2 separate regions of the Mus musculus genome follow, and region 2 is linked to region 1. The links are chromatin loops, found by intact Hi-C in ENCODE. Cell type or tissue: left cerebral cortex. All regions are shown on one strand. Links, peaks and the distances in the headings refer to the core of each region. The heading gives the core; the rest is flanking DNA. Region 1 has its middle 20 kb from the start of Gm25375. Region 2 holds the start of Gm15742 (a long non-coding RNA gene).

Region 1 (16,298 bases), core at 3,427-11,426:
TATAATTTTTATTCTTCTAGATAGTGGTATTGCTTTTATTTTACTTTCTTTGTAATTTTCTAGAATCCTTAAATAAAAATTTGAGAAACTGTTAAAATTTTTTAAGAAATTGTGAATCCTGAGATGTGTGAGCGAAAAACCAGCTCCACAATTTTGAGCTAAATTTGAAGCAAGTTTTAAAGTCCAGATTTGAAGCTTGTCCACTCTGGATGGATTCTAATCAGGTCCACTCCTGGAATCCCAGTGAGGGCAATGAATCACATGTTACAAGGCGTTAAAGGCCACAGTATTTCCAAAAACTACCACTCCCAGCATTCCAGGAAGTTCCCTGGTCCTTGGGCAGATAGGGCTTACAGGCTGACTGGCTTTTATATAATATGGGCTGGTGAGATGACTAGTGGTCAAGGTGCTTGCAGCCAAGACTGATAACCTGCGTTCAAGCCCTGGGACCTACAGGGTAGAAGGAGAAAACCAACCCCTGAGAGCTGTCCTCTGATTTCCACATGCGTGAATATTGAAAGCACCCGTGTATATACATGCAAATAAATGTAAAACAAAGCAATACTCTCATTGCAGAAACTTGTAAAATACAGAAAGACACAAAGACAGAAATTAAAAGTCCCTGTGGCTATTGTAGTACCTTTTCCAGTCTGATGGAATGACACACTGAAAAAGTTAAGGACCCTACACACCGTCAAATTTTTGTGTTCTGCCTTTGTGGCTCAATAAAATGTTCTAGTTTTCCATCCACAAAATGGTTTTGAGCAGCTTCCTTGTTATTAGCGGCATCGCTATCCATCCTGTGGTGATGTCACTATTGGTCTTGAAGGTTTTCTGTTTTTATTGTTAGTCACAACACATATATTTTTTATTTTCTGCTTGGGAAGCTGTCCTTGAGTTCGGGGTCACAAAACAAGTGTCCCTGTGCTATCCACTGGGTCTGCAATGAGGGAAACACACTCTCGAGGGTAGAGGGCTTAGGGACCACTGATTTTCTATAACCTAGAAGGCCCTAGTGATACCATCCATGGTTAGGCTGCAGGCCTCCCACAGCCTTTATGCATTTGGGGCAGACAAGCCTATGTGACGTTGGGACAAGGACGTTGGGGCAGTTGGACACACAGGACTGGTCTGGATGGAAGACACAGCATTGCTCTAAGTGTGAACTGCTGTGCTATGTTGAAGGCTTGGTCTCGGGTCTGTGGTGCTGCTGTAAGAGACTGCTGAGACTTCGGAGGTGTGGCCTAGTGGGAAGAAGTTGGGTTATATAGGAGGTATGTCCCATAAAGGGGACATGAGAGCACTCAACCCATCTTTCCTTTCATTGCTTCCCTGTGGCTATGAGCATACCAGGCGTGCTATGCTAGGTCCTGCCCCCATGGACGAGCCCTAGAACCCCAAAGCAACAGGATCAACAGATTTGGACTAGAGACTTTGAAATATAAGCGCCAAATAAACAACTTTTCCTCCTCATCCTCGTCTTCCTCCTCCTCTTCTTTTCCTTCTTCATCTTTTTTCATCTTCTTCATCCTCCTCCTCTTCCTCTTCTTCTCCCCCTCCCTTCCTCTTCCTCTCCCTCCTCCTCCCTCCTCCCCCTCCTCGCCCCGCCACCTCTTCTTCTTCTTATTTTTTTGCACATTGCTTTTCTCAAGATGTGTCCCCCCCCCACCCTCTGTGGCAGGTTAAGTTAAGAAGGCAGCTGCAGGAGGCCTGTGGAGGGAGCTGTCGTCTGTGCAGTGGGGTAGCTGGGAAGCTTGAAGAGGTCACTGGCACTTGGGAGAAGTGTCCTTGTTGAGTCGGCTTCCCTTCATTTTGTTTTTATTACCATCTTTATTGAGGTCTGTTTCACAGATCATAAAACCCAGCTATTTAAAGTGTATAATTCAGTGGTTTTAGTAACTTTGCGGGGTGGCGGACGCCCCCTGCACCACAGAATTTTAGAGCTTCAGGGTGACCCACAGGCACATTTTCCAGTTGCCTGCCCCACCCCCACACCCTTCCCTAGGTGCCCACTTACTGGCTCTTCAATTACAGGACTGTAGGTTACATTCTAAAGGCTGCAGACCTCAGATCACCAGAACAGCAGGAAAATTGCAAGGCCTGGGTTTGTTTCCTAGTAATAGAGTTTGCTATCCCAAAGGCTGAACAGCCAGGGGCTCTGCACCTATTAGGTACACAGGGGCTCTGTACCTATTAAGTACAAAGGGGCTCTGCACCTTTTAGGTATACAGGGGCTCTGCACCTATTAGGGACACAACTTCTACCTGTGTCAGGCAAAGCATTTCTTTCCTTTGTCTCTTGATGGATGCATTCCTGAGTTCCTCCAGCCTCATCTAACTGGATGCAACTGCTGATACTGGCTTTGTGGCACATGCCTTTAATCCCAGCACTCAGGAGGCAGAGAGGCAGGTGGATTTCTGATTTCGAGGTCAGCCTGGTCTACAAAGTGAGTTCCAGGACAGCCAGGGCTACACAGAGAAACCCTGTCTCGAAAAACCAAAAAAAAAAAAAAAAAAAAAAAAAAAAAAAAAAAAAAAAAAGAAAAAAGAAAAAAAGAAAAGAAAAACACTAGCTGTTGGTTCTCTGCCTGGGTTCGGAGCTGCAGAGGGTATGGTGTGACTTTGTTACTTCTGTGATTTCTGCCCAATTTAGTCCTCATTTTCATGTTCAAAATGAGGGAAACATGGCGAAGGTGCGTCTGTAGGTGTGGTTATAGGTATGTAGGTGTGGCTGTAGGTTTGTCTGGGTGGCAGAGCACGTGCTATCGATGTTTGAGGCCCTGGGATCAAGGCCTAGAATACACTGAAAGAGGCATGAGCAGATCACATGCTTAGCCTGTCAGCATTTATGCACTCGGGCAGGAGATGCTGTATATTGGATTCTTCAAGATAATATATTTATAAACACACACACACACACACACACACACACACACACACACACACACACACACACACACTTTCAAATAACACAAGGCCAGTGCAGAAAAACTGCACAAAACTCAGAGTCAGCTCCGAGGCCTCCCATGCGTAGCCCTTGCTACAACCCAGGAGGCAGGCTTCCTGTCTTCCCACCTTATAGTGTTACTTTTGCAGGATTCTGGTGGCAGAGAAGGCATTTTGGAGCCACGGGGTGCCGCCTGGCTCTTACTGACCTGGGCTGCCACTCTGGCGTAACCCGGCTGCTTCTGGGCTTTAGACCCAGCTGTTTAACCTGCTCTCTAATTTCCCTCTGACCACGGGCCAGGCTTGGCCTCTAGGATGGTCCTTCTGTCTGCCACATCATCTGCTGCGTGACGGCAGGGCCAGCCTAGAGCGATTAACAGCGAGAGCCACTCCGGAGCGTCTGGGTAGCAGGTTGTGGCACGTCTCAGGGTAATTGAATTTTGTACAGAAGCTATCTCGTTAATCATAAATTAATGACTCTTCCAACTGAGGCAATTAAGAAGACCTAGGATTAAAAAGAGCCATATATTCATTTCACATCTGTCTAATTACCCTGAAGTTCACGGAGCCTAGGAGAATGGGAAAAATAGGTTCCATTCTTCTCCGTTGTACTCGACAGTTTTCTCTAGGGCTGGCTCCGCCCCAAAGGGGGAATTGGCTTCTGAAAGTGCAAATGCCTCTTTGTGACCTGCTAGGCTAGCATAAAGAGGAAGAGTCCGGACTTGGTGGGGAAAGCTTGGGGACCGGAAATGGAAACAACCTGAGTTGTCTGTCCGGTCCTGAGAGCCAACCTTTTGTTAGCGTCAAGGATCAGAAGCTTGGCGATGGGAGGAAGCTTCTAGGCTTTTCCACGGAGCCTGGAGGGACCATCTGAGCCAACGTGTGAGAACAGTGAAGTGAATAGAATGTCGCAGGCTTCTCGCGCCTCCGGGTACCTTGTCAGGGCGCCTATATACTCTTCCTCACTCTGGGAATTATACATGGTCAGTCACATTTTGAATATGAAAGAAATTTCCTTGACCTAACATACACTACACATAAAATAAGAACAAAGGGAATGAGTATTTTATTTGCACAAAACCTTAATTAAAGCAACTGTCTTAGATTTCCCAGTCATGTCTAAAAATAGTGTGCTACATCAAGGGCCTCTAAGGAAGAGAGGGAGGGGTTTGATAAATCCGAATAGAACGTTTAGATGTTCTCTCCAGAAAATGACAGCAACTTTAGAGACTGGGTAAGACTTGTAAGTCAAACCAAATATACTGGAGGCCCTGTAAAATTTCAATTAAGCAATAAAGGAGAAGAGGTGGTAGGGATGGGGGCTGGGTAGCAGGGAGAGAGAAGGGATGGGGGTGGGGAGGAGAGGAAGAGAGAAGATAAGAAAAAGGAGAAGGGATTTCAAAATAAAAGAGCTTTAAAGCCATTGCTCCACAGCAGGCTTTTGGATGGGGCATCTCTTGACTAACATGTCTGTCCTGTCCCACATGCCTGTCTTGTCCCACATGCCTGTCCTGTACCACATGCCTGTCCTGTCCCACATGCCTGTCCTGTCCCACATGGAAGGAAGGGCTCTTCAGTTTTCTGTATCTCCCAGTCAGGCTGAACTTGCCATCCTAATCGTCATACTGTGGTCTGGGCTTCTCTGTGCCTTTATATGCTGGTCTGTCAGTGTTCACTGCCCCACGACAGAAGGTGGAGGAGTGCATGAGCCCAGCTGTGCCCTTTCCTGTGCTGCCACCAGTATCCAGGAGGTCCAAGCCAATAGTGTGAGCTCTGTTTCACTGGTGACAAGTATCTCCTGCGGGCAGATCTCTGTGAGTTCAAGACCAGCCTGGTCTACAGAGTGAGTTCCAGGATAGCCAGGGCTACACAGAAAAACCCTGTCTCAAAATCCAAAAAAGTAAAAAAAAAAAAAAAAAAAAAATTAAAAAAAATGTTAGCACTGGATTCCTGGAAGGATGATAAGCCATCTGACTTAAGGCTATGAGAGTGTAGGAGGTTTCCCAGAAGAGGTGACAGACAGAGCTCACAGTGGTGAATTACTCGGTTGGCACTGTTCCCAGTACTTTACAACTGTAAACTCACTTCATGTCTCCTCAGTCCCACAAGTGTCCACTTTGGTGGAGGAAGAAACTCCAGGAGATTGTAAAACCTTCCCAAGAGCCACACATCTAGAACAGAGTGGGATGGGGTTTGATCTGGAACACTGAAGTCATAGTACGTGTGCTAGAGGTGTGGTCCCCTGACTGCCGCCGACCCCGCCCATTCTCCTGCCATCTCTGACTCCTGGTTTTCTCATTTGTAGGATGGGTTGGCAGTAAGCAGGCTAAAAGGGCCCTGGCTTTCTATAGTGTGTTACTTTTCATTCAGTTCATTTTTCATTGCTATAACGAAACACATGAATCAGGTCATGTCCGAAGAAAGCAAGGTTCTTTAATTCACCATTATGGAAATTAAAAGCTCAAAGAGAATGGCATAGGTTCCAGTGAGGGCCCTTGGCAGGGTGGTAGGAACACACAGGGAAGAAGGAAGCAGTCTCATTTCAGATGTCTAGGGCAGGGTGAGGATGAGGAGAGGAGGGTGGTGTCTGGGAGAAGTCGGGGGATGGGAAAATATGATAAAAATACACTATGTGAAACCCTCAAGGGGGGGAGTGGGTGGATAGGGGAGTGGGGGTGGGTGGGTAAGGGGGACTTTTGGTATAGCATTGGAAATGTAAATGAGCTAAATACCTAATAAAAAAAAAATGAAAAAAAAAAAAAAAAGCCTAGAATATTTGCCACCTGGCCCTTTATAGAAAGCTTTACAGTCCCTGTAATTAACAAGTAATAAAAGCGCTAGTTGAAGAAGAAAAAAAAAAAAAAAAAAAAAGAAACCCTCAAAGCATAAACAAGCAACAAACAAACAAACCCAGAAAGCTTAGACTCAGGGTTTTATATCAGTTTGATCTTGGATTTCCCCACCTCTTAAAGGTTCCACAACACCTTCTCAAGCTCTTAACAGCTGAGTGTGTGTGTGGGGTGGGGCTGGAGGGCAGGGAAGCAAACAACCTCCAAACCATCGTCTGTGGTTCTTGAGTTTCAAATGGAAAGACAGGAAAAGGGGACTCAACTGGACTCAACCACAGCATTTATGGTGACAAGGCTTGGCTGAGTCCATGACAGGCTTCAAATAGGCAATTAAGGATACTAGGCTTAAATCTCTGTTTCCAAGAACTGGACAATTCCGGGCAAGTCCAGGCCTTAGAAACTGCCTGCCACCTGGCCTGAAGCAAGGACAACGGGTCAGCAGCAGTTTCCAGACTTCCTCAGCAAGTGTCCAGCCCCCACACCCTGGTAATGGAATGTTTATAGAGATGGACCCAACAGATTAACATAGATGTCACCTACCTTGGATTTCCCTAATGTGCTTTAAATCAGGCCTGCAAGCTTACTTGGTTGTCTCTCTATTGGTAATGGGAGACCCCAGCATGCTGGACTTCTGCAGAATAAAGCACTCTGTGTGTTTGCATACTATTTGAGTCTGGGGTGTCATATTTCATGGACCCTTACAAATAGGTCCCAGGGGAAGGTGTCACAAAGCTGTTTGTAGTCATGCACTTGCCTCGGTGACCAGCATCATGTCCAGGCCACAGTAGGGCAAAGGTTGCTCTCACTGAGCATTAAGTAGCATTGTATCAAAGGTATGTGGGAGAGAGGCTTTGTCGGTGAGGGGGTATTGTTATCAAAGAGGGACAGCTCCTGAGACCTCACAACAGTGGCTGTCTACTCCCAATACTGGGTCAGTGCCCAGTTACCAGAACAGGACTTCATGTAAAGAGCTGTTAAGGAAAGTTAGCTAGGTAGCTTAAAAAGTCAGGAAGAGCCCAAAGACTGACAGGTAATTAGAAGCAGTTATGGATGAGGGAAGAGGAGGGAGTTTCTTCTAGCTCAGACACATGAGTAGAGGTCACCTGCCAGCTGTTGCTGTTGGCGGTTCAAGGATTGGAAGGGGGTTGTGGGACGGGGGAGATGCAACTGAAATTGCGGTGGCGGTCGGGAGGGGGAGTGGGAGATGCCACTGAAGCTGCGAGGAGAAAAATAATGCCTGGGATGGGAGCCCAAGAAACAGGAAGCCCTCAGGAAGGAGACAGCGAACAAACAGGAAGAAGCAGATCCCGGCTCCCACCTCCTGCCTGGCTGCCTCTCTCTAGCGCCCCCTGTTGCAGGGACTAACAGAGTCGGCTGTCAAAGCGGAAGTATGGACTCAGGATTCTCGAATTACCCATGAGGCAGTTGGACGTCTGTCCTGTTGGGAGCACAGAGTCGGTGACTAAACTGTCTTCATTCCTTCCTTCAGGTTTCTGGCATGTGTAGTCCCCAGAGGAAGTAGTTCATGGGACAGTCCTGAGGTTGAGGTCCGGGACATGCCGCAGTTACCTGTGTACCCCTCCCAGAGGCTGCTACTCTGCCCTGGCAGAGCAACTGGTGTTAATGGAGGAGGGAGTGGTGTGGCAGAAGCCTACACAGGTAAACTGAAACCTTCTCTGAACAGCCTGTGGGGTACCTGTCCCCTATTCCCTAGGGCTGTGATTCAGTGGACCTGCCTCGGAGCCAGGAAGCAGGTATTGAACCTTTAGCTTGGACAACCCAACACAGGTTCGGCCCCGACTCAGTGAATATGCTCAAACTCCTTTCCTGTCCTCATCTATTTTCTGAGTGAGTCACTAGCAAGAAGTACACTCTACCATATAAGGCACTGTGTGGCATTGGGCAGGTCATTAAACCTCAGAGTCTCTGTTTCCTCAGAATGCCTTCTTGGTCCTTTTATTCCTGTGTAAGAAAAAACAGGATGAGACTTTGGGCCTCTTTATCTTGCCTCCACCACCCCCACCCTTCTTGCAGGAGTGATATTTCAGCATTGTGCGTCATGACTTTTCTTTGAAGGCAGTCAATATCAGAAGGCAGAGTCTCTGGTTTAACTTGGAAAAAAACAAAATCCTGAAGACTCATGATGACTGGGACTTGCTGGACAGAGATGGTGGAGAGCCTCTGCTGTGGTCCCTGGGTGTGGAGACAGAGAACAAAGGAAGAATGAAGAGGAGGGGGCGGGGCCTCTTTGCAGCTACCTAAAGGAGGCCAGAGACTAGGTATGCCCCGAACCCTGGGCTCCTGATGAATTCCAGAGCAAGTGAGCTTATGAAGAGACTTTAAGAGTCTTTGATGAGGGCTGGTGAGATGGCTCAGTGGGTAAGAGCACCCGACTGCTCTTCTGAAGGTCTGAAGTTCAAATCCCAGCAACCACATGGTGGCTCACAACCACCCGTAATGAGATCTGATGCCCTCTTCTGGTGTATCTGAAGACAGCTATAGTGTACTTACATATGATAAATAAATAAATAAATCTTAAAAAAAAAAAAAGAGTCTTTGATGAGACTCAGTGGACTAAGGTCACACCTCCTAGCCTCTGGCTATTTCAGGGCAAGATAGCAGGCACCCAGAAGGGATAAGAGATGTGTACCTCATGAGAAAAAGGATTAGGGTGGCAAATGTTAAGTGTCAACTCTGAGTTCCTTTGCTGAGGTGTCTGCCTATCCACCGTATGGATTTATGTGCAAGATGTTGACTGCCTTCCTGGCTAAACTCAAGTTCTTGCAAGTTGACCCAAGTCTGGTGGTACTTAGAGAATAAGCCGGGCAGGTATCTGAGGATCACAGTCAATTTGAGTGAATGTTAGGAGGGCGTGTGTTCCCACAGCCTAGACCACTGTGGTGTCACTGGTCGGTGTTTTGGGGGCATTGGTGAGCTGTGAACAGATGGACCATTTCCCAGAGGTGAGCAGTGGGGATCCCAGCACAAGGCCTTCTGTGTCAGCTGGAGGAGGGGTCAGCAGAGTTGGCTATTGGGTCCTGAGGACTGGCAGATGTTCTTAGGCCCGCTTGGCATCCTCTCAGCCACGAGCACCTGCTTCCTCAGAACTCATTTCATTCTTCCCTGTTGAGTGCAGGTCTTGGGTGAAGAGTGATTTGGGACGTTTTCTTCCTTCCTTTCTTTCCACATTGTTTTGGAAATGAGCCACTATTGTGGACAGATTCCTGGTGGCTTTTAGGACAGGACCTGGAGGGCTGGGGTGGGTGCTTCTCGGGACAGGACCCCAGAGAAGCAGCCCCTCCCACACCTGCCCATTCTAGTAGTTTTGCTCAGTTTCCCTCCTTTCCTTGGAGGACGTGAGTGCTGACTGGATAGAGGTATCTGAGCCCAGAATGCATTGACCTAGGGTGCTGACACACAGCAGAAATGGACCAGCCTTCTTTCCTTCCCTGCTTAATGCTAACCTGCTGCCCCCTCTGACTTCAAGGATGGGGCCACAGCTTGTTGAAAAGATAACTCTGCTATGTGCTTGCCTGTGTCTGAAACCTGACTCTTACCCATGCATTACATCCAGAGACATCCAGAGGTGTTCAGTTCAAGCATCAGGGTAGAAGGGTTAGCACAGGGCCTGGGAAATGCGAGTATCATTGCAAGCCTTACAAGTGGTATTAGTGGGAAGCCATGTTGCTTCCCCATGGCTTAAAACAGCAGAAATGTCCTCTCTTAAGGTTCTGGAGCCCAAGAGTACATGAAAGTGTCAACAGGGCTACTGTGACTTTGTTCCTTGTCTCTTCCCATTGTCTGTGGCTGTTGATAGTCCTTGGCTTGGATCTGTGCCAGTTAGTTTTTTGTCAACCTGATACAAGCTAGAGCCAACTGAGAAGAAGGAGGTCAGCTGAGGAATTGCCTTCATTAGATTGCCTGTAGGCAAACCTATGGGGCATTTTCTTGATTGATGCTTGATGTGGGAGGGCCCAGCCTACTATGGGTGGTACCACCTCTATAGGCAGATGGTCCTGGGCTATATAAGAAAGCAGGCTGAGCAAGCCAAGGGGAGCAAGCCAGTAAACAGTGTTCTTCCATAGCTTCTGCTTCAGTTCCAGCCTCTAGGTTCCTGCCTTGAGCTCCTGCTCTGGCTTCTGTCAATGATGAGCGTCTAAGTTAGCGTTTCTATTGCTGTGAAGAGACGCCATGACCAAAGCAACTCTCATAAAGGCAAACATGTAGTTGGGGCTGGCTTACAGTTCAGAGGTTCAGTCCATTATTATCATGGCCGGAAGCATGGCATCATGCAGGCAGATGTGGTGCTGGAGAAGGAGCTGAGAGTTCTACATCCTGATCTGCAACCTACAGGGTGAGATTGCCACACTAAGCCTAGCTTGAGCATATGAGACCTCAAAGCCCGCCTCCACAGTGACACACTTCCTCCAAAAAAGCCACACCCACTCCAACAAGGCCACAACCTTCCTAATAATGCCACTTCCTATGCGCCAAGCACTCAGACACAGGAGTCTATGGGGGCCGTTCCTACTCAAACCACCACAATGAACCATGACTTAGAACTGTAAGCCAAACCCACATTGCTTTTGGTCATGGTGTTTCTTATAGCTATAGAAAGCAACTTGGGACATGGTCTCATCTTTTTAACCTTCTGAGACAGCACCACCCCATCTTTCCTGAGTTATCTTTATTCTACCTCATCTGAGTGTGGTCAGGTCTCTCTTGACCTTACTCACTAGGCATGAGGACCTCAGAGAAATGTCACCCCACCCCAGCCCACTCATCAGGTAACCTGATTACCCTTGTCTCAAAAGTTTGAATTCAGTCAGATCTGCAACGACCCCTATGGCAACTTGTATGGGTGTCAGGATTTAAGATGTCTAATGTTTTGTGGAGGCCAAAGAGGAATAAGTTGGGAGTGAGGGGAGGGCTTGATGCCTTTGCTCACTATCAGGGAGCTGCAGCTTGTTGCAATGCCATAGTTCAGGATGGTAATGTAGAGCCAAGCTCTTTAAACAGTGAGTGTTACCCCATTTGGGATTGGGTAAACTGAGTGTGGAGGTCACAACAAAGTTGACAACTGTGAAAGTTTCTTCAGCGCACAATGACCAAAAATAATTTCAGAAACCAAACTTCGAATGAATCTGAGATGTGCCTGGAAGTCCTCGTCCTGCCTTGCACAGTGTGATGCTGACCACAACAAACACTGGGCTCTGTGATGTCATCACAGCAGGCGGCACCTGCACCCGCAAACACTGCCTGAAATACCTCATCTCAGACATGAGACAGTGGCCTGTCATGAGATACTGTGTTTTTACTGCACATAGGAAGCATTTTGCCGGGGAGTGGAGGGAATAAAATATGGAGTGTAAAAAAATTAATTAATAATAAAAAAAGAAAAAAAGAAAAGGAAAGCATTTTGCTCTCATAGTAATACAATGGCTAACTTACAGAAAACAAAAAGAAAATTAAATATTTCCCCACTGCTGTACTAAAGCAGGTAAGTATCAAATTAGTGGACCTGTGCATTGTATTGTTTTTAGAAGGTTTAATTTTAAAAGTTGCTTTTTGAGACAGAGTGTGGAGCAGAGACTGAAGGAAAGGCCATCCAGTGACTGCCCCACCTGGGGATCCATCCCATATACAGACACCAAACCCAGACACTATTGTGGATGCCAACAAGTGCTTGCTGACAGGAGCCAGATATAGCTGTCTCCTGAGAGACTCTGCCAGTGCCTGACAAATACAGAAGTGGATGCTCTCAGCCAACCATTGGACTGAGCACAGGACCCCAATGAAGGAGCTAGAGAAAGGACCCAAGGAGCTGAAGGGGTTTGCAGCCCCATAGGAGGAACAACAATATGACTCAACCAGTACCCCCAGAGCTCCCGGGGACTAAACCACCAACAAAAGAGTACACATGGTGGGACTCATGGCTCCAGCTGCAGATGTAGCAGAGGATGGCCTAGTCAGTCATCAATTTGAGGAGAGACCCTTGGTCCTATGAAGGCTCTGTGCCCCAGTGTAGGGGAATGCCAGGGCCAAGAAGCAGGAGTGGGCAAGTTGGTGAGCAGGGGGAGTAGGAGGGGATAAGGGGTTTTCAGAGGGGAAACCAGGAAAGGGGATAACATTTGAAGTGTAAATAAATATATAATTAAAAAGAGGAAGATAACTGTGGGTATTCATCTCACCATAATATAAGTGGTAAAATTACGTGCATGCCAAAGAATTGTTGTAAAAATGACTTTTTTACAATTTATGTATGCCCATTTTAAAGACTGACTTAGCAGGTTCACACAATTTCTCAGGGCTCGTGAATGGGAAGTGTTTAAGAAGCCCTGATGTAGAGAAAGTTCAGAATTCAGATATACTTTTTACAGAGTTCTTAAGGATTATGTGCCACTGTAAAGTTGAAGGGAAATCATTAAATCAAGCCCTGGTGTGGGAGATTGCCTCTGTTTTAATTTCTCTGTGTTTCAAAACCACCTACATAGATGGTAGTTAGTCAATACTTAATTAGACCTTACTGATCTCTCTGCTCACTTATGGATGAGTCCCTGATATGCCAGGGTGCATTGCTAGATGAGACCTGCAGAGATGAAATTTAGTTATAAAGCTTTCTAGGATGGGTTCTGTGGAAACAAAAAATGTAACTCTCACCACAAAGGGGATAAGAGAATATTCCAGAGCCCAGTATGAGAGACACAGACATCAGTATGGAAAGCACAGATTTAGGTTATCCTGAATACCATGACCCATCATGGTGTCTGATGATGATGTTGTTGCTGTTGTTGTATTTAAATAGTAACAGAATGAAAAAACCATAAATTAAGGCAGTTTTCAAATATCTTGGTGGAAATGTTAGGTAAGTGGTTACAGCAGAGTAGAGAGACCTCTACTATAGGCCTTGGATGCTCTGAGCAGGTTCTTAGGCTTTTAGTTGCTGGAAGCTTGTGCTCCATTAATACATCCCTAAAACATTTACTTCTGAGTCCCAAAGATGTTAAGTCAGACACAGATGCAGGCCAGGGATGGCTATTAGAGTGGATCAAGGCAGTCCAAGAGAAATTGTAATTAGGCTCTGAGCCTGAAACAAGTTCCAACCTCTCCAATCAGAAAAGATCTAATTTGTTAGTCAGCCCCAAGGAAGGTGTGAGCTCTTTCAGGAACATCTGTACACATCCCTTATTCAGTGACCTGTGTCCTTAAGAGAGGGAAATGGACACACGTGTGCTTGCATGTGAGAAGACGACGTCATCTCATGCACTGCTCACACTGTGACCTGGACACCCACTGTCTTAGTTTGGGTTTCATTGCTATGAAGAAACACCATGACCACAACAACTCATATAAAGGGCAACATTTAACTGGGGCTGGCTTAAAGGTTCGGGAGGTTTCAGTCCATTATCATCATGGCAGGAAGCATGGTGGTGTTCAGGCAAGCATTGCACTGGAGGAGCTGAGCGTTCTACATCTTGTTCTGAAGGCTGGTAGAAGAATGGCTTCCAGGCAGCTAGGATGAGGGTCTCAAAACCCACACCCACAGTTACACACTTTCTCCAGCAATGCCATATCTCTAAATAGTTCCACTCTCTGGGCCAAGCATATTCAAACCACCACACCTGCTCAGCCTCCCAAGCAGAGAGGACTGTGGTATTGTTTTATCAGATCTGAAAGACAAAGACACTGCATCCCTGCTCCCCCGCCCATCTGTAGTCATTCTTCTGGGCTCATTTCATCCACACATTAAATGTCTGTTCTGGTTCTTCCAGGGGGTGTCTCTGGGTCTTAAACCACCTCTATCTGCCCTGATTTCACCTCACTCTGATACACCTGTATTCTCTCTCATCATTTCCTTGAAGGGACAGGATAAACTGGTTGAGATCTTGTTACATTAAAGGGACTGTCTGCCCTTTAATGCTGGGTAAGCAGAAAGCAAGCTATCAATAGTCAGCCTTGCAGTCCCCCCTAAGGTGTCTTTCCTGGTGCGTACAGGTGTAAAGCATGGGTGCGGGGTCCAGCTGGCAGAGGAAACTCTGCCTGTCAGCTCATGGCCACGCTCCTGAAGGTGATCCATGCTTAAGGAGTCCTGCTCCCATCACCTGATCCTTTGTTGGGATGGACTGTGCTTCTTCAGTGCAAGGCCCTTAGCTCTCCTAAGCCGAGGGAAGTCCTTGGGCACCGTCATAGTCAATGCCACCTCTTTCTGGTTCTCTGCTCCAGGAGTTTTTCAGGCGTGATGGGTGGCTTCATGGGCTCCTTTGTGCCTCTTGATTCTCCATTCTCCTCTTGTTTTGACTCTATTACCTTTATCGCATGCTTTCTGCCTCACTGTGGCTTTGTGATTTTCCCCAGCTCTTCAGCCTGCTCAGGAATGGCTGTTTCCGTTGCAGAGTGGTCATCTGACCTAATCATTAATTTTCAATGATCATATTGTTCACTTCTGTAATTTCCTCTTTAGTATATATGTGTGCATGTGTGTGTATGTGCATATGTGTGAATGTGTGTGTGCATGTGTATGTATATGTGTCATGTGTGTATGCATATGTCTGTATGTGCGTATGTGCTTGTGTGTGCATGTACGTGCATATATGTGTGCATGTCTGTGCATGTGTATGTATATATGCACATGTGTGTGCACATGTGTGTGTATGTGTGCATCTGCATGTTCCTTGTGTGGGGCACTTGTGGGCAAATATGAGTGCATATGTGTGCGTGTGCACTTGAGGTTAGAGGTTGCCACTGTGTGTCTTCCTCCATCATTTTCCATTTTATTTACAAAGGCTCTTGGTGAACGCAGAGCCATAGTTTCCGCTGCTAGCTAGTTTACCCTGGGAATCCCCTGTCTCCCAAGCCCTGGGATTGCAGATTGGCTGCTACACCTGCCTGGCTTCAGGTCAGCTGCTCTGACCTCCCAGCTCTTGTGAGCATGCTGCACCTCAGTCTTCACACTTGCATGGCTTTATTCATTGAGCCATCTCCTTTTGAAAATCTTCTATTTTTTTTATCTTTTCTGATATCTGAGTTTTGTTTTATTTTGTTTTTTTTTTGTTTGTTTGTTTGTTTGTTTTGACCTGTCAGTATATTCTTGATTTATTTAACCCCTTTAAAATGCCAAATAGAGCTATTTTTGTGTCAGGTCATAGTCTCATTGCTGGGCCCAATACTGTAAAGAAACAACTTAAGGGGGGGGGGGACTACTTATTTCACTCATGGTTTCAGAGAGTTCATCCCTAGCCTTCATTCTGTTGCTTCTGGGCCTGTAGTGAGATGGAACGCAGGATATGCGTGTGGACATGTGGAGGAGGAGGATGCCCACCTAATGAAGGAGGGAGGGAGGAAGGGAGGGAGAGAGAGAGAGAGAACACTATCTAAAGATGTTCCAGCACAATGACCAGCTTTCACTGCTAAGGAAACTGAGGCACAGGAACGGGGAGTGAATGAGCCAAGGTCACACAGTGGGCAAACAGTGTAACATAGGGCAAGTTTGGACCTGGGTTTCCCCAGTCTCACATTCAAGTCTTCTCTCTAGGCCTTCTTTCCTGAAAGTCTGTGTAGTGGGGGAAGGGAAAAACTCAGGGGACGGCAGTTTTCTGGACCTGATCCTGCAGGAAGAGCCACAAGGGACCAGGGAGAGGCATACAAGGGCTGAGGATGGGGAAGACACAGCCTGTTATGCTAAGCATCTGACATACAGAGACAGAGAGGACTCCTTGGTCCCTTCAGCAAAGCCAGAATGTAGGAACATGAGTTCCTAGGCTATGAAGATTGGAAGTTCTGGTGCTCCTGAGAGAAGTCACGGGGACCCAGGTCCTTACACTCATGGATATGGGCTGCTGTAATAAGCAAGGTGAGGCTGACCTGGAGGCGGTGGTCATTCACCCCGAAAGGATTTGAATCATCTGTACAGGTTGGCACATGCTTCTAGTGTAGCACCTAGAAGGGGGTCTGGCATGAAATACATTCATGACGTAATCTCCACCTGTCAGGAGCTCATTCAGATGTGGGAAGAAGGAGTGGAACGAGAAACAGGTCACCGTATTGTTGACCCTGCTGAAAATTCTCAGTAGTTTGGTTTCTATCACCATGATAAACACCACGACCAAAGGCAACATGGGGAGGAAAGGGTTAATTTCATTTTCTGGTCCATCTTGAAGGAAAGTACCAGCAGGAGCTCAAGGCAGGAACTGAAGCAAACACCATGGAGGAATGCTGCTTACTGGCTTGCTCCCGATGGCTTGTTCAGACTGCTTTTTCACACAACGGAGAACCACCTGCCTATGGATGGCACTGCCCACAGTGGGTGGGGCCCTCTCACGTGAATCATTAATTAAGAAAATGCTCCACAGACTTGCCCACAGCCAATCTGATAGAGGCAGTTTCTCAACTGAGATTTCCCCCTTTTCAAGATATCCCTAGGTTTTGTCAGGTTGACAAAAACTAGCCAGCCTAGAAGAAGAAAAGGGAAGTCCAATTTTAAAAATATGACATTTCCATACACATA
Region 2 (8,328 bases), core at 1-8,000, 100 kb before region 1:
ATTTCTCCTCCTCCTCCCCCTCCTTCTCCTCCTCCTCCTCTTCCTCCTCCCCCTCCTCCCCCTCCTCCTCCCCCCCCCTCCTTCTTCTTCTTTTTGGTTTTTGAGACAGGGTTTCTCTGTGTAGCCCTGGCTGTCCTGGAACTCACTCTGTAGACCAGGCTGACCTCGAACTCAGAAATCCGCCTGCCTCTGCCTCTCAAGTGCTGGGATTAAAGGTGTGCTCCACCACTGCCCAGCTTTCCTGCTTCTTTTTACATAAAGAATATACTGAGCCACTTTCGTCATTAACACTTTAAAGGTGTTAAGTAAAGATCCGATGCTTTTATGTCACCTGCTCTCTCTGATGTGTACAGACATTTGTTTGAGGTAACTGAGCGACTCCACTGTGGGCGCCATGTAACACCTTACTATTGAGTTGCTGCATCCTGTCTGTGACTTCTCTAGTTCTGTTTCTGAAGTCTCATTTCTCTCTTGTGGCCCCTGGCCTCCTATCCCTGCATCCCACTCACACACCATGGTCCCTCGAGGTCAGCTCAATGGCACCAGGCACCCAGAGTGGTCCTGCTAAGTCCATGGTCCTAGGCTCCTATCTTCATTCACCATGAGCCTTTACTCAGTCTGACTCTGGTTGTCTGTGATGCTTGCTTGCCATTTTCACCTTGGTTAGGTTAGGAAACAGCCCCTGTAAAGGCATCCAGGGAGGGTTAGGGAGTGTGTGCAGTGCTGGTCTATGGATCCGACTGAATAGGTAGAGGAAAAAAGATGTGAATGGGTCAGGTGTCAGGATCATCGCTCTCTGCTCTCTGCCCCTCTGGTGTGTGAGAGCTCCATGCTCCTGCTGCCACAGCTCATGCTGGGCTCAGTCCTTCCTCCTCATTGCGGGCTCTACTTCAGACTGTGACCAAATAGCCTTCCTTAAGTACTTTCTTGTCAGTTACTTGCCGTAGCATTGAGAAAGGGGACTAGTTGGCATACTATAGTTATATATGTACTAACGTATGAAAGTAAATACCAGTGGGAGGTAAATTTGCAGGGATATTAGTCTTGGTTCACTTGATCAGTGAGTATTTAGAACATATGATCACATGGCTGAGTAGGACCCTTAGGTACATGCACGTTAGGCCTGTCCAGCCACCAGAATCGAGGTAGTCTGGGGTCAGCTCCTGTCTTCTTGGGGAGCCTGGACAGGTTCATTCCGTGCTGTACAAAGACGCCATTTGTACTGCTTGCGTGAGAGAATGTTACTGTTTCTTCCACTTTTTTGTTTCAGTTGCCCAAGTCCTGAGCCACAGTCCTCTCTGGCTGGCTGTGTGATAGATTTTAAAGGTCACACAAAATGTGGCCTCTTCCTCTTCCCCTTGAGTCAAGGGAGAAGCACAAGAATAATCAATAATTCTAAAAGGCAAAAAGCATCGTTGTTGCTGTTTTAAATTTAGTTCTTGTCTTAGCTTACTTAGGTCTCTCCTGGATTCTGAGCTTGTAGGAGTCGGCCTATGCAACTCGGAAGGATCCAGAAACTATCAATACTGGCTCCTGGGTGTGACAATGTTTCTGCACTTCCCTTTACTCCCAAATAAAACCACTTAGTGTGGCGGCTAGGCCCAGCCTGGTATCCCAGTCTGATATCCTTCCCACGTAGGGCTTGTGCCCCCCTCTTCTCCCTAGCTCCCACAGCATTGCCCCATGCCTGCCTCCCATCAGGCAGCCTGTCCAGTGGGATCATTTCAGTCTACAGATGCTTAAAATCCAGACAGTTGGAAAGTCTTCCGCCTCAGTCACATTGTTATCAAAAAGAAGAGAGAAACGTGGGTAAGGCGTGGAGAAAAGAAAATCCTTGTCCATTGCTGTTGGGGCTGTAGACTTACAGAGTCAATATGGAAAGCAGAAGTGCTCCCGCGTGTGCGTGCGCAAAGGAAGGCAGTCTGTGCTGTAAGGAAACCTGCAGTGCAGTCCGCGTTCACTGCAGCAGTGACAACTGTGGCCAGATACAGAGTGTCCACGGGTGGATGTGTGGATACAGAAAATGTGATAAACGTACACTGGAAGATCCTTCACCCTGTAATAAGGAGGATATTCTGCCATGGCCACAACGTGTGTGAGCTGAGGGCCTTCTACTAAGTGGTATAACCCAGGCACAGGAGGAAGACAGCTTGATCTCGCTTGTACACGGGATCTCAAAGGCAAAAGCTAGGTGTTTACTACACAGAGATGATTCTGGAGGCAAGGTGATAGCTACGGCCATAGAGGTCAGGGTAGGAAGAAAATGTAGGGCTGGGGAAGTCTCAGATCTGATGGACACCAAGGGGGTTGAAGGCAATAGCGCTGTTAGATTAAGGGTTTTTGCTATAAAGAGTATAGATTAGATATTCTACATGCATATGCGTTCACACGCATGTGCGCACATAATAAAAATGAACACATAAAATTAATTTGTTTATCTTTGTTAACCATTTATGTATATATAAATCATCACACTGTAAACATTAAACACATACAATTTAAAAATCAATTCTTTGCTAACTGTTGAAAAAATAAGGCATGCAGGACATACTTTCTGATGTGTTCCAATTTCATATATTTATCTTAGTACAGGGCCAGCTGTTCTCATTTCTGTTCAGGAAACATGATAATCAGAGATTCATTTCTAACCACCATACTTTACTCAGATTACACTAAATCTATAGTATACAAAGTGTCTCTGGGACTAATTAATGTTTTTAAATGTTTACCTAAAGCACATAGAAATTGTATACATTTCTCAAAAAGAGAAAAGAAAAATGACCCAAGGGCCAGGCAGGCTTTGCAGCAGGGGATGTTTTGCTCGGTTCCCTGAGGTGCTCATCAGTCTGTGTTTTCCCATGTGATCTAGGAGGTTAATGAAGGCACTGTGGGGCCCATTGTTATTTCTGCACTGTGAATTGATTAGCCAGAGGATGTACAGTGTGGCAGTGTGTGGCCAGGCCTGTGTGTCTCTGGCAGTGGCCCAACAGACTTTGAAGATAGCATGCTGCTTCCTAGTCACGACCTCTCGGCCATGTGCTGTGTTGTGGGTGCTCCTGGTGCTGTGCCAGCTCCTTACCGATGCTGGCAGGAGTCCTGGCTGTGTGGACACAGTAGAGACCTTTCTCGGAAAGTCAAGTTCAGCCCTTGCTGTTTGCTGGTGAAAGTGCATCTGTCTGGACTACTTCACTTCAGTAAGCGTGGGCTGGGCCCCTGCCTTGTGCCAGGCACGGGGCCAGGCAGTGGGGATTCAGGTATGTAAAGACACCATTTCTATCCCCAACGGTATGACAACTCAGTGGGTCAGAGTGGCTTATGGGGCCCTTGCAGACTTCACTAAGGAATTGGCCTCTGGGCTGTGGTTTGATTAGAAGGTAGCTGTGTGGATGGTGAGGAAAGAGGGCACAGCAGCTAAGGCCCTGGTGAGAATGGCATATGCAGAATCAGCAGGAATGTCAGTGTGGATGGAGCAGAGGAACCTGGGGTGGACAGGGCATGGCCAGATGGCCCGGCTTCTCATGGCCTGGGATCGGGTCTTCAGAAAGTGGGGAGCGTGGCGTCACTGCTGTCAGGACAGATGAACAGCAGACACCTGCCTCTTGGCTAGATCACACTGTCTAACAGTGTGCTACAACTACGTCCATTCCCATAGGTCACACCGCTGGAGACAAGACCCGGTGCTGGGTGTGTAGACAGGAGGTCCAGGGTAAATATCATCCTTGTGGCCATCAGAAGGCCACCGATGAGGGCGGGACAGTGTGCCCATTCACTGCCAGAGCAGTGACTTGGTGGGAACAACAGCGGAGGTCAGGAGAGTCTTTCACAGGTACCATCTAAGGCCCTCCTAAAATTTCCATCCCTGTGCCTTACACTCTTGTTTTCCTCTATTTTTTATGCCCAGCAAGAAATAAATCTCAAATATTTACCAGAGGTACACTTAAAAGCAGCTTTTTCTAAAAGCAGCGTTTACACTGAGGAAGATTTCAAGTGCAGCTGTGGCACTGGGTTGTGCATCATCTGGCTGTGGCTTGGCTTAGTGGCCTGGGAAAGAGGATGGCGATTGACTCTTGCCAGCAGTGTGTCTCACCAAGGCAGAACCACCGCACCTGGGCTGACAGTGTGGACCCCAGTTGGACGGCTTTGTGGTGGCAGTCTCTGTGATGACACACCTTGTGTCTCTGGGACGAGCTGCCTGAGTGATGATGGGCACAGGGAGCATGCCCAGGTGTGAGCCCACGCACCTGCCGCAGAGAGCATGCGCAGATATGAGTCCACGCACCTGCCACAGAGAGCATGCGCAGATATGAGCCCACGCACCTGCCGCAGGCCCGCATTGTGCATGGGGAGTTGTGCAGGATGATTGGTTCCTCTTCGGTTTGTTATTTCCGTCTCCTGAGAAGGGTGAAAAGAGGAAAAAAAACCAACTATTTTCACAGAAAGTGTGTTTGAGAACTTGTCTCTACCCCACATGCTCTTGCCTGCCTCAGAACATTCCATGCTAATTACACAAGCTGCTGCTGCCGCCACAGCTTCCTGTTGGTGTCCACGGCTCTGGAAACCACGGAAACTGGTGACATCTATGCCTGCAGCAGGCTGCAGTACACATGAAGGGGGCTGACTTTGGGTGAGGGCAGTGTGCCCGCTGCACGCCAGGCTCAGGCCTGCTGGAGGAACACAGCTCACAGTGGCTTGTAGAGGAACCGTGTGGCACTAGGACATAGGAAGAGAGACAGCTGCTCCATCCACTGATTCTGTGCTGGAAACAGACCACGGACTGAGAGATCTCAGCCACGGACAGTGGCAGGAGGGTCTCTAGAGAGCTGGTCCCGTGTCTGTATCTAACGACTTGGTTTCCTCTTTGAGACAGGGTCTGACTACTTATCCTTGTTCTCCTGTAACTCTAGACCAGGCTGGCCTCAAACTCACAGAGATCCACCTGCCTCTACCACCCTAGTGGTGAGATTAAAGTCACACCTGCCTTCTTCTGCCACAGTTTTAAATTGCTAAAATATATGCAACATAAAAGTTGCCGTTTGGAACATCTTTAAGTCCATAACATTAATTCTGCCCAAATGTCCCACCATCACCATCCTATTTCCAAAACAGTTGTATTACCCAAGCAGAAATGTCATCCTCTGAACGGTTGCCCTGCATCTTTCCTCCTCAGCCCATGGCAAGCTCTCATCTACTTATGTCTTATACATCTGCCTGGTTTAGATGGTCCATGTCTCCTCTGTCACTCTGTGGCCATTAGAAGCCCCGGACACATACTGTTCCCAGCTCCCATCAGGGCTCAGAGTAGGGCTGTGGCCTGGCCTGAGAGGCAGTGAAGCAGAAAGGAGAGGTCTCACCGTTACTAGCTGGGCATTTTGACGGTCATCCTTACATCCTGAAAGCCTTAGTTTCCTCATCTAGAAAATGGGTTTAATAATGTGTACCTCCCAAGCATGCATAGACAGCTCAAGTATGTAAATGTGTAGAGGAGTGCTTAGGGACAGGTTTTGTCATAATTATCTGTATTATCGTAACCTGTACCTCCAAGTCCCATAATGACTAAAAGAAATCACTTATAAATTGTTCATGAAGTAGCTGGCAGGTAATAATTATTGAAGTAAATGCCAGCTACCCATATACATACATGCCATGTGCATTACAGAAAAACCAACACAGTGGTTAAGAGCATTGGCTGTTCTTACAGAGAGCACAGTTTTAATTCCCAGCGCCCACATGGTGTCCTACAGCCATCTTGAACTCCACTTCCAGGGGATCCAGTCCCCCTTTCCGGCTTCCACTGGCACCAGGCAAAGCAGCCTGCACATAGGTAACAATAACTTTGTAAAGCAACAGCCAGCAAGGGGCTTAGACAGGCTGTCCCCAACTGAGAGTCAACGCTCGTCCAGCAGCAGATTGCCCCACCCCAAGTAGGGCCCACTGTTTCCTATTTTCTTTCCAAGCAGCAGAGAAATGAGGAGTCCCAGGCAGTGGAGACTAGCTGACTGTAGAAGCTCATCTTAGAGCCAAGGCAAAGTCAAAACCAGAAGCTTCGAACGTGAGGAAGGTGTCGGGGTTCACTGCCCAGCCTCAGCGCTTTCACCCTTTTGAAGTTGGGAGACGGCTCCTTTTGGGATCAGTCTTTCGAACCTCCAGCAAACTATGGCCCCATCCCATCAGAGTTGAGAGAAGTGAGTGGCTTCCTGTTGTGTGGGGCCCTACGGTTTCCATCAGAGTCCCATTTTAAACACACAGAAGGAAAAGTATCCTGATTGGAAACCTGACCACACTTGTCCCCTTGTCCTAATTTCAGTGGCCAGCTAAACAAAGCAGCGCTTCTGGGAAAGAGCTGTGAGAAGGGTTACCAAGATGAAGCTGGAGGGATGGCCTCCCCAGGGCAAAGACACACTGACTCGGACTGCAGGGAACGTGTGTGTGTCTGTCACTGTGAGTGTGCTGGCTTGTGCTGGTCATGTGTGCGCACATAGCCCCTAGAAGGGACTCTGCTAGATGTCACCCGGCTACATCCTTCAACACGCACGGCCTTCTCTAAAGCTCCAGGAAAGAAGGTTGTCCAAGTTTCTCTTCCTACCAAAGCTGAGTGAGTGGCTTCTGGAAGCACCTGGCTTGGTTCTGTTGGGCTGCCGGCAGAACCAGATTCACTGGGCACCGGTGTCCCTGCCGTGAAGGCTGCCATGCACACCTGAGTGCCTTAGCCTTCTTTCTGCAGGTCTCTTCTCCACAAGAGTTGGCAGTGGCCCTGGTGCATGCTTCAGGGAGCTGGTAACAAGAACACTTGAGGATGTACCCAGCAGAGTGACCCGTCCCTGCAAGCACTTTGGGTGCCTCACCCAGCACTGGCCAGTGAAGGAAGCAAGCAAGCCGTCCTCCACCACCAGCCAAGTTACCTGATGCTTCATCTCCTGCCCCAGTCTTGTCATACCTTACCCTTCCTCCTATACTGGGGAGCCATCTGAAGCTAAAGGAAGAGAGATTGCACCTAAAAGGTGCCCGGGTGTCAGATACTGCATCCCGCACACGGCCCTCACAGCCTATCCTCTGGGATAGAATGTTGAGTTCTGGAGGAGCTGGGGCAGGACACACTGACTGGTTCAGAGTCCTCTGTCTGCTCCTCCACTATGCAAACGCTCGGCCACGTGACGCTGTGTCAACACCGCTGAGCTCGGCTCCATTTAGCCGATTCCCCAGACACTCATTTCACAGGCACAGGGAAACCAGAGGTGCTCTTATGTAAGAGGACCTGAGCGGGGAGGGAGGCAGGGAGCTTTGTGAGTACACATTGCTGTGACAGAGGGCTTCAGGGAGCTCTCGGGAAGAGTCGGGGAAGGAGGAACACTTCACAGTCAGGGGTTCTGAGGGGCCCCCACCATGCATGCTTGGTTCCTTCCTGGGTGGAACAGGTCAGGCTTAGGAAGGACCTGGAGATGGGAAGATCTGGCTCTGCAGGGACCTTAAGACCCCAGATCCAGCCCAGGGTCCCAAAACGGAGAGGCTCACAGCCAGCAGGGAGTGCTCTCAGTGAGAGCTTTGTCCTTCTGTAGAGGATGGTAAATTTGAAAATTTCCAGGATCCCATAGGTGCCCACCTGTGTGTAAGATGGGGCTGAGTCTGCCTTCTTCCTGTGTTCCCTTGTCTGAGCAGGCGAGGCCTGGAGGCCTGGCACAGCCAATCAGAGTCCTGCTCGTGAGGCAGGCATCTCTTGGTCTTGGGCAAGGGTCAGGGAATCTCTGGGAGGTTAGTGAGAGATCAGGGAGGAGAAACCAGTAGAGGATGCTGGCTAGCTCAGGGCATGTGGATTTCAGCAGTGCAGCCAGTCAGGGTCTGCTGGTGGCGTGTGGAGCCTGGCCTGGCCGTGCTAGGCATGTTGCCTTTTTCTTTTCTGCTTCTTCCACAAGGTATGTCCACAGCCCAGATTTCTCCCTCTGGTGGAGACCTCTGAGAGGAAGCCAGTGTTAAGAACTCTGTCCTCGAGGGGAGCAGTTTGGACTCTCCTCTAGCCCTGGGTTTGTGGTCATAGGCTTTTCCACAGTGTGGGCTAGATGCAGATGCACGCCCAACTGACATGGATGTGGCCCAATGATGACACTTCCTCTGTGGTCAGCAGTCATGCAGCCTGAACTGCCACAGGGAAGAAAGTAAAAGGACAGCTGGGCCCCAAGAGGAAAGGCGTCCCTGCACAGAGGGCTCCAAAAGGAAGGTTGGAAGGCTTGTGTCCAGAACTGATGGTGGGTTTGAACACCTTCCTTGGACAGTGGCTGGAGCTGGTATCTAACTTTAATACCAGTTTTGATCTGGGTCTCAAGTTCCACACCTCAC

The links. A loop is a pair of places that touch in the nucleus more often than their neighbours do. Peaks named below come from ENCODE experiments on the same cell type or tissue, not always from the same donor. Only the 100,000 strongest peaks of a DNase experiment are listed, where the experiment ranks them.
Region 2: a loop joins it to region 1, with 2.7 times the contacts of the local background. A loop is called at or near these places in 9 of 42 quality-filtered maps.

What each region holds. Positions count from the first base shown.
Region 1 is chr16:30,861,077-30,877,374 of GRCm38, reverse strand. No RefSeq gene overlaps it. Among named protein-coding and RNA genes, the nearest start is that of Gm25375, 20 kb to the left of the region's middle. RefSeq lists an enhancer at 2,059-4,713. In left cerebral cortex, for the core only: a CTCF peak has its summit at 7,143 (motif pointing left); DNase peaks (open chromatin) are centred at 5,010 and 7,148.
Region 2 is chr16:30,968,333-30,976,660 of GRCm38, reverse strand. The region is part of intron 3 of Xxylt1 (xyloside xylosyltransferase 1); the gene reads left to right. Gm15742 (a long non-coding RNA gene) reads left to right here and starts at 190. Exons shown (of 2, transcript XR_384807.2): 1 at 190-3,254; 2 at 6,722-8,328. In left cerebral cortex, for the core only: CTCF peaks have their summits at 4,671 and 4,971; DNase peaks (open chromatin) are centred at 3,021, 4,478 and 7,211; H3K27ac peaks cover 1,760 bases.